2 separate regions of the Homo sapiens genome follow, and region 2 is linked to region 1. Evidence: chromatin contacts called from ENCODE Hi-C or POLR2A ChIA-PET data. All regions are on one chromosome and are shown on one strand. Each heading gives the region's core, a stretch centred on a gene start or an enhancer-like site at or near the end of the contact. The rest is flanking DNA. Distances are from core to core; before and after follow the strand shown. Region 1 overlaps RNGTT (RNA guanylyltransferase and 5'-phosphatase). Region 2 has its middle 23 kb from the start of AKIRIN2.

Region 1 (4,158 bases), core at 159-2,658:
CGCAAACAAAATAACTCTTCCACCAGGCACAGTGCCTCACTCCTGTAGTCCCAGCACTTTGAGATGTCTGAGGTGGGCATAGTGCTTGAGTCCAGGAGTTTGAGACCAGCCTGGGCAACCTGGTGAAACCCCATTTCTAACAAGAAATACAAAAAAAAAAAAAAAAAAAAAAAAAAGCTGGCCATGATGGCACATGCCTGTAGTCCCAGCTACTTGGAGGCTAAGGTGGGAGGAACACCTGAGCCTGGGGAGGTTGGGGCTACAGTGAGCTGTGGTGGGGCCACTGCACTCCAGCCTGAGTGACAGAGTGAGACCCTTCCTTAAAAAAAAGGAAAAAGAAAATACCTTTCATTTAGACGACTGTAGTGGATCCTCTTAAGCAAAGAGACTCTGGATATTATGCCAGCTGGATTTCAATTCAAGCTCTGCCACTCTTTACTCAGGTTCTCTCTCTGTTGCTTGTGTTTCTGTAACTTCATTATGTGGATAATAGTGCCTACCTCGTGTGGGACTTTAATGACATAATACATGTAAGTCCTTTAAACTACTGCATGTTACATAATAAATACTAAATATATATTTACTATTTTTTAAAAAGACCACTGTCTCTGTAGATTCTACTGTGGCAGAGAGCAGAAAAGCAGTATGCTGTGGCTGCAAGATATACTATTGGTCATTCTAGGCAAAGGCAGATGTCTTCTGATAGTACCACAGATTGGTACAGAGAAAAAAGTATTTGCCAACTTGTATATAAGATTTTAGAGGCTACATTGATTGGTTTCGTTAAAGACAGCACATCTGAAATGGCAGCTGCACTTGGTTTAACATGATTAAATTTATGATAATCAAAAATCATTCTAAATCTCTGATGGTGGTACTAATTTTTGTATTTCCCTTGGAGATATGTTACTGCTTTTGGTTTATTTCCCTGGTAGGGAAGGCTGGTTGAAGGGGCTTTTATTTGGCCTTTCCTAGCATAATGACCCTTATTCCGTGGGTCAGACAGCCAATGTGGAAATTCGTTTTCCAAGTATTTCTCTTCCAGTTATACATCCAGTAACTGGAAAATAACCGCAGGTTGTATTTGTGGACATACCGTCACACTTAGATTTAAACTTGAGCCAGTAATCCATTTATCACCTGATTACCCTAAGCTCTCCATTTAACTTACGGACTGCAGTGGCATTTTGGGTTCCTGGCAATTCGTGTCTGTTTAAAGTAAGTGTCTGGTAATCCCCTAGTGGTCTGGGTGTTCTTTCTTTTGGATTATAATTTTTTTATTAGATTTTTCTTTTGAAAGAAAGAACATCCGTACCACTAGGGGGTTACCAGACACTTACTTTAAACAGACACGACCACTAGGGGATTACCCATCGGGGATTACCAGAACAATCACTTTAGCAAATGCTGCTCATCCTTTGAAAAACTGTTGGAAGATTTACAGCAAGGGTCAGCACTTTTTTTCTATGAAAGGCCAGATAGTCAATATTTTAGGGTTTGTTGCCTATGTATCTCAACTACTCAAGTCTACCATTGTGGTGCTAAATCAAAGCTAGACAATATGTGTATGAGTGAGCATGACTGTGTCACAGTGAAACTTTATTTACAAAAACAGGTGTGAGGCCAGATGTGGCCTGTAGACTATAGTTTGCCAACTGTGGATTTACAGTACTGTACATGGTTGTAGTAGTATTGCAATACCTTCTTTAAGGGGATCTGGCCTCCCACTTGTATTGGGAGGCTTAGGTATTTTTGTTGTTGTTTGTTTGTTTTGAGATAGAGACTTACTCTGTTGCCCAGGCTGGAGTGCAGTGGTGCAATCTCAGCTCACTGTACCGTCCACCTCCCGGGTTCAAGCGATTCTCCTGCTTCAGCCTCCAGAGTAGCTGGGATTACAGGTGCCTGCCACCATGCTGGGCTGATTTTTTATAATTTTAATAGGGGTGGGGTTTCACAGTGTTGGCCAGGCTGGTCGCAAACTCCTGACCTCAAGTGATCCACGTGCCTCGGCCTCCCAAAGTGCTGGGATTACAGGTGTGAGCCAACATGCCTGGCCAGAAGGTTCTGGTTTGTTAACCAGGTAAGGTCTGCACATTTAAAACTGAGAAATGCTAGCTTCCTAGCAAGCAGAATGGAATATATAGAATTGACTGCATGGTCTCCTTTACTTCCTATCGGAAAAGTCTTTTTACTCTGCTGACTAGAGTGTATGTGTGTGTGTGTGTGTGTGTGTGTGTGTGTGTGTATTTCTTTTGCTTCAATTCATTAAAAAAAAAAATAGAATGAGCTGGGTTTGGAAGCTGAGGCAGGAGGATTGCTTGAGCCCTAGGAGTTTGAATCCAGCCTGTGCAATACAGCAAGATCTCATCTCTGGGAAAAAAAAAAAAAAATCGTTTTCTCATGCTTATTTGAATTAGTGTTACTCTTTTTGAGAAGGAAATTGTGGTGGTAAAATATTTTTCTGAATGTTGAAGAACTGTTCTTATATAAGGAAGGATTAAGTATGGGGGAAAAAGTCTTACTACTTTGCTGAGCAGCATTTTTCTGTTTTCTACCCTCTGCCTCTTTCACAAAATGAAATGTTTAATTCTTTCATTTATATTTTATTTAAAAATTATTTTAAAGAAATAGACATAAAACACTAATGTAATCACTATTATTATAGTATGCTTAATGACTAAGCTATTTGGTATGTAGCTGGTTGTATTTTTTTATGTATAATATAGCTATTTTTATTATTTAGCAAATGACCCATAGTAACTGCTTTCTTATTTGAAAATATTCTCATCACCCAAACATATTTTAAGACAAATGCTTCGTTGGCTTTCAGTCTTTGAATGGTTACTACTGTTAACATTCTTGATTATGTTTTACTTCCAGTGTGCCTAGGAGAGGCAAGGAGGAGCTGTGACTGAACTCTTTTCAGTTCCTTTGCCTGGTTATCTCTTGGGTATTAGTAACTCTTGTTTCCTCTGTTATTTCATCCTTCCTGCATTCAGCAGAAAATCTTTCCCAGGCCGCTTACCAAAAACCAACATCATAATCAAAGTGTCTACAAGTAACTAGTAGGAGAAAAGGAGCATGTGGCTTTAAAACATCTACTTATGACCTCACTGGAGTCAAATTACTTATTTTTACTTGTTAATTTACTAAATAGAAGTATATATCACCTTTGTTTTATAATTTGATTCTTTGGAATTTAATTTTCATATTCATTTTAACACTATTCTTTACATTAGTACCTTTCGCTTATGTGATTTTTCTCAATTAATATATATTTTCATTAATTGCAATTTCTCTAAGTTACCTTTTATGTTATAAAAAGCTTGTTACCTGGTGGATATTATATAGATTAAATATTAGTTAAATTCCTACTTTGAATCACATTGAAGTTGGTGGGGGGGAAAATGAAGTAACTTAGGAACATAGGATTTGAATGCAGACCCTCATGAGAGATGAGATGGGAAGAACTGCAAACAAATCTTGAACTCCTTTTTTATTAGGTTTGTTTTTTGCTGTAATTATGGTTGTGAAACGCCAAACTACTTTAGAAGTGTTGTAGGATTGAGCAAATGGGTACTGATGTTGGGAGTCAGGGTTCTCAGTGAGGAAGGAGAAAGATACAAATATGAAATGGAGGAAGGCAGTGAAGAACTCTGTGAGATGGATTAGAATTTTTAAAATATTTGAATATATATGTTCACATGTATGTGCATGTATATGAATACATATACATGATTGTGTTTGTGTATGTAATATGTGATACACATAAACTCATTTCCTAGCTCTGTCCACTGACAGGACCTATAAGCAGAGGCACCCTGGTAATAATAAGCATATCCAGCACGAAGATTTTGGTGTCTAACACCATTCCTCACCAAAAAGAACCAGAGATCTTCAGAGAAATGTCTTATTCTAGAGCCGGGTAGGGAGGATGCAGGATAGGCATAGAATACCTTCTTATGCCAGAAAGTAAGAAAGTACATCCCCAACCCAACAAAAACAATGTATGTCGAAAGGATGCAGGAGCCAACTTGAAGGTGCTCCCACTGGCCAGATCTGGGATATAGTGTGGACACCAGAAGGACAGTAATGAATTATGAACTTTGCTAAAAATAGGAATCTATGAGTCCATACTGCCATACTGGTAATAAATGA
Region 2 (3,927 bases), core at 427-2,926, 1.0 Mb after region 1:
ACTTTTTTTTTTTCTCTAGACGGAGTCTTGCTGTGTTGCCCAGGCTGGAGTGCAATGGCGTGATATCAACTCACTGTAACCTCCACCTCCCGAGTTCAAGTGATCCTCCTGCCTCAGCCTCCCAAGTAGCTGGGATTACAGGCGCCAGCCAGTGCACCCAGCTAATTTTTGTATTTCTATTAGAGATGAGGTTTCACCATGTTGGCCAGGCTGGTTTCAAACTCCTGACCTCGTGATCTGCCTGTCAGCCTCCCAAAGTGCTGGGATTACAGGCGTGAGCCACCATGGCTGGCCAATAAATCACTTTTAAGACTTTTTTTTTTTTTGAGATGCAGTCTCACTCTGTCACCCAGGCTGGAGTGCAATGGCACAATCTTGGCTCACTGCAACCTCCGCCTCCTGGGTTCAAGCGATTCTCCCACCTCAGCTTCCCAAATAGTTGGGATTACCGGCACCCGCCATCATGCCTGGCTAATTTTTTGGTATTTTTGTGGAGATGGGGATTTCACCATGTTGGCCAGGCTGGTCTTGAACTCCTGATCTCAGGTGATTCTCCCACCTCAGCCTCCCAAAGTGCTGAGATTACAGGCGTGAGTCACCGTGCCCGGCCCACTTTTGTCTTTCAGCCTAATGTAAAATCATGAATATAGGTATATTGTTCAAGATTTTTGGTTGTGGCTGGGCATGGTGGCTGACGCCGGTAATCCCAGCACTTTGGGAGGCCGAGGTGGGTGGATCACCTGAAGTCAGGAGTTCGAGACCAGCCTGACCAACATGGTGAAACCCAGTATCTACTAAAAATAAAAAAATTAGCCTGGTGTGGTGGTGTGCACCTGTGGTCCCAGCTACTCAGGAGCCTGAAGCAGGATAATCGCTTGAACCCGTGAGGCAGAGGCTGCAGTGAGCCAGGATCGCACCACTGCCCTCCAGCCTGGGTGACAGAGAGAGACTCTGTCTCAAAAAAAAAAAAAAAGATTTTTGGTTGCAAACAACAGAATCCACTCTTGCTAGTTTAAAAATAAAATGAACCGGGCGTGGTGGCTCACGCCTGTAATCCCAGCACTTTGGGAGGCCGAGGTGGGCGGATCATCTGAGGTCAGGAGTTCAAAACCAGCCCGGTCAACATGGTGAAACCCCATCTCTACTACAAATACAAAAAATAAGCTGGGCGTGGTGGCTTGTGCCTGTAGTCCTAGCTACTCAGGAGCCCAAGGCAGGAGAATCACTTGAACCAGAGAGGCAGAAGTTGCAGTGAGCTGACATCACGCCACTGTACTCCAACCTGGGTGACGGAGTGAGACTCCGTCTCAAAAAAAAAAAAAAGAAGGAAAATAAAATAAATTGAAAGTATTAAAGGGTATTAGATAGCACATAGACTGTCTGGAAGGGCCAGAGAATCATGTTCTGGGCTACTTGGCAGGAAGTTATATCCAAATCATACTGCTGGACTGTTATAGAAGAGAACGCCGCTGGCGTTGGCACTGTGGCTGCACTAACTCTCTGCTGGGGATACCAACACTGGTGCTGGGCCATTTCTGTGCCACTGGCAAGCTCCATAGCTTCACCAGAAAACAGATTCTGCATGACACCTGCTTTCTCATGGTTTTTTCTTCTGCATTCAGTGTTGCATGGCTACATCTGATTGCAGAAACTAGGTCACATGCTTGCATCTTGGCCGCAAATAAGACTAGAATAGAGAGTTCTAGTTTCACCTTGAAAAACAGAACTCAAAATATAGAAATTCCCTTGATATTGGAAGGGCTTTTAAGAGATGATAAGAAGCCACAAACATAAAAAGTGTCTGCTAGGGCAGGCACAAAATGATTAGGCCACCAAACCCTTGAAAAGCAGCAGGAGGCCTCTGTTTGCAAGGAGACTTCTGTTCATGATTGGAACAGAAAACAGCCATAAAAGGATTTTTCTGTAACAAAAAAAAAGTCTTGCAGGAGGCACTCAATCTATAAATTGTTTTTTTCCCACCAAATGCAAGGAGAGATTCAAGGTCTCTCCCTCACACCTTGGCTTTGGCAGGTATTCCCAGAAGCTTTGCAGACATTATTAGCACACTGGAGGACAGTCATATCTCCACCTTGACACAGATTTGGAAAAGAGTAGGCAGAAAAAAAATGAAAGCAATTTAAATGTAGTTCTTAACATTTGTGTGGTGCAAAGCAAAAGATCTCCATACCAGAGTTTAAGTAACTGCAGACAGAGAGACTGAGAACTCTATAATCAGTGGGTCCCATCAGTTGAGAGTGCTATGGACCAGCACAGAAGTAGATCAGCAAAAGGCACAGAATCTGGACAATATAGGAACAAATTCTGGAACTGAACTAGGACAGTGACATTACCTTAGCCAAAATCCTCTAAGGCAGAAATGCTCAATAGATTTTATCTTACGTACCAAGATCTATGGTTGTGGCAACCTCAGTTACCTTGTTAAAGACTACCAAGAGGCTGGGTGTGGTGGCTTACGCCTGTAATCCCAGCATTTTGGGACGCCGAGGCGGGCAGATCACCTGAGGTCGGGAGTTTGAGACCAGCCTGACAAAATGGAGAAACCCCGTCTCTACTAAAAATACAAAATTAGCTGGGTGTGATGGCGCATGCCTGTAATCCCAGCTACTCAGGAGGCTGAAGCAGGAGAATCGCTTGAACCCAGGAGGTGGAGGTTGTGGTGAGCGGAGATCACGCCATTGCACTCCAGACTCCAGCCTGGGCAACAAGAGCGAAACTCTGTCTCAAAAAAAAAAAAAAAAAGACCACCAAGAAAAATGTCCTTATGTAAACCCATTTTCACATGGTTGATACTTATAAGGTTGATACTTACAATTTCGTATTCTACCTTTTTCCTCATTCATTGAATCAAAAACGTCTTTTCATGTTGTTTAATCTTGTTAATTATCCCTTTTAACATCTGCATAGTATTCCACCAGCTGATGCACTCTAATTTACTCAACTATTTCTCCATTATTTTATACTAGGATTAGCTCTAATAATTTGAGAAAGATAAGTAGAATTTTTAAAATAAATTCTTTCTGTTATTCTAAAGAGATTAGCACAGAAATAGTACCTGAGCTTTTCACGGATATGGTCATGTCAACCTTGGGCCTATAGAGATTCCACAAGTACCTTTAAAGGAAAAGTGGCTTTATGAGAAATCAGGCTCCATACTTTCTTGGAAACTTTAAGCAGAAAGACTTTAGGAAGTCCTGACATATGTTCCCAAGATGGCAACTACATACTACAATAAGACCTCTCTTCCTGAACTGAATATCTCTAAGATATCCTTGGGGAAAGAGACCCAGAATGGGGCTGGCTCTCATTTGCAGTTCTGAAAACCACTCACCTTGAAAGCTCAGTCTCCGGAGTCTGGATAATTAGTGGCGAGAATGCCGAAAGCTGCTCAGCCTGTTGTGGGTTTTGAGATAAAACCTCAATTTCCATAATCGTCATAAAGAGCAGAATAGTCTTTCTACCCCAAAATATATTCAATATGAATTGTGAAGTGTCTTAGGAAGAATTTGCATGCAAGGAACAGAATTCCACTAACTCAAATAAAAAGAGGGTTGATTGAAAGGCAGAGGTTATTATGGGGGTCACAGTAAGCCAGCGCTGGAGATACAGCTGCTGGGCATTATAGGGCCAAGAAGGGGATTATGCAGATTTTATTTCTCTCTCTCTCTCTCCTCTGCCTTTTGAGGTACATGGCCTCTCTATTTGACTCTGAGTATCAGTCGGCCCCATCTTTGTGCTCTTTTGTTTGCAGATGAGCTTTTTCTGCTGACTCATGGTTTCTCAGCTTCCCTTCACTGTGGCTAGCATGAGGTTTTGGCCTGCTGTGGCAGGCCAGCTGGGCATGACCTTGCAGCTTGGCTCCACACAGCTAAATGACTCAGCCTCTTTGTCCCTATTCCAAATTCCTGG

What was found. Hi-C counts contacts between places; a loop is a spot of excess contacts on that map. ChIA-PET counts read pairs that join two places held with the same protein, here RNA polymerase II (POLR2A). Pooled maps may share reads with other maps.
Region 2: a loop to region 1 is called in a pooled map, with 3 times the contacts of the local background. The contact joins two enhancer-like sites. A Hi-C loop is called at or near these places in 1 of 50 pooled maps. POLR2A ChIA-PET finds 5 or more read pairs at or near these places in 2 of 52 experiments (GM10248 and GM12878).

What each region holds. Positions count from the first base shown.
Region 1 is chr6:88,759,106-88,763,263 of GRCh38, reverse strand. All of the region lies in intron 13 of RNGTT (RNA guanylyltransferase and 5'-phosphatase), which reads left to right. Among named protein-coding and RNA genes, the nearest start is that of RNGTT, 200 kb to the left of the region's middle. Within about 2 kb of position 1,408, at least 3 of the 41 ENCODE cell types and tissues checked have a DNase peak (open chromatin) inside an H3K27ac peak, as active enhancers do; they include GM12878, where a contact is called at or near this core.
Region 2 is chr6:87,723,345-87,727,271 of GRCh38, reverse strand. No RefSeq gene overlaps it. Among named protein-coding and RNA genes, the nearest start is that of AKIRIN2, 23 kb to the right of the region's middle. RefSeq lists enhancers at 1,387-1,446, 2,137-2,246. Within about 2 kb of position 1,676, at least 5 of the 41 ENCODE cell types and tissues checked have a DNase peak (open chromatin) inside an H3K27ac peak, as active enhancers do; they include GM12878, where a contact is called at or near this core.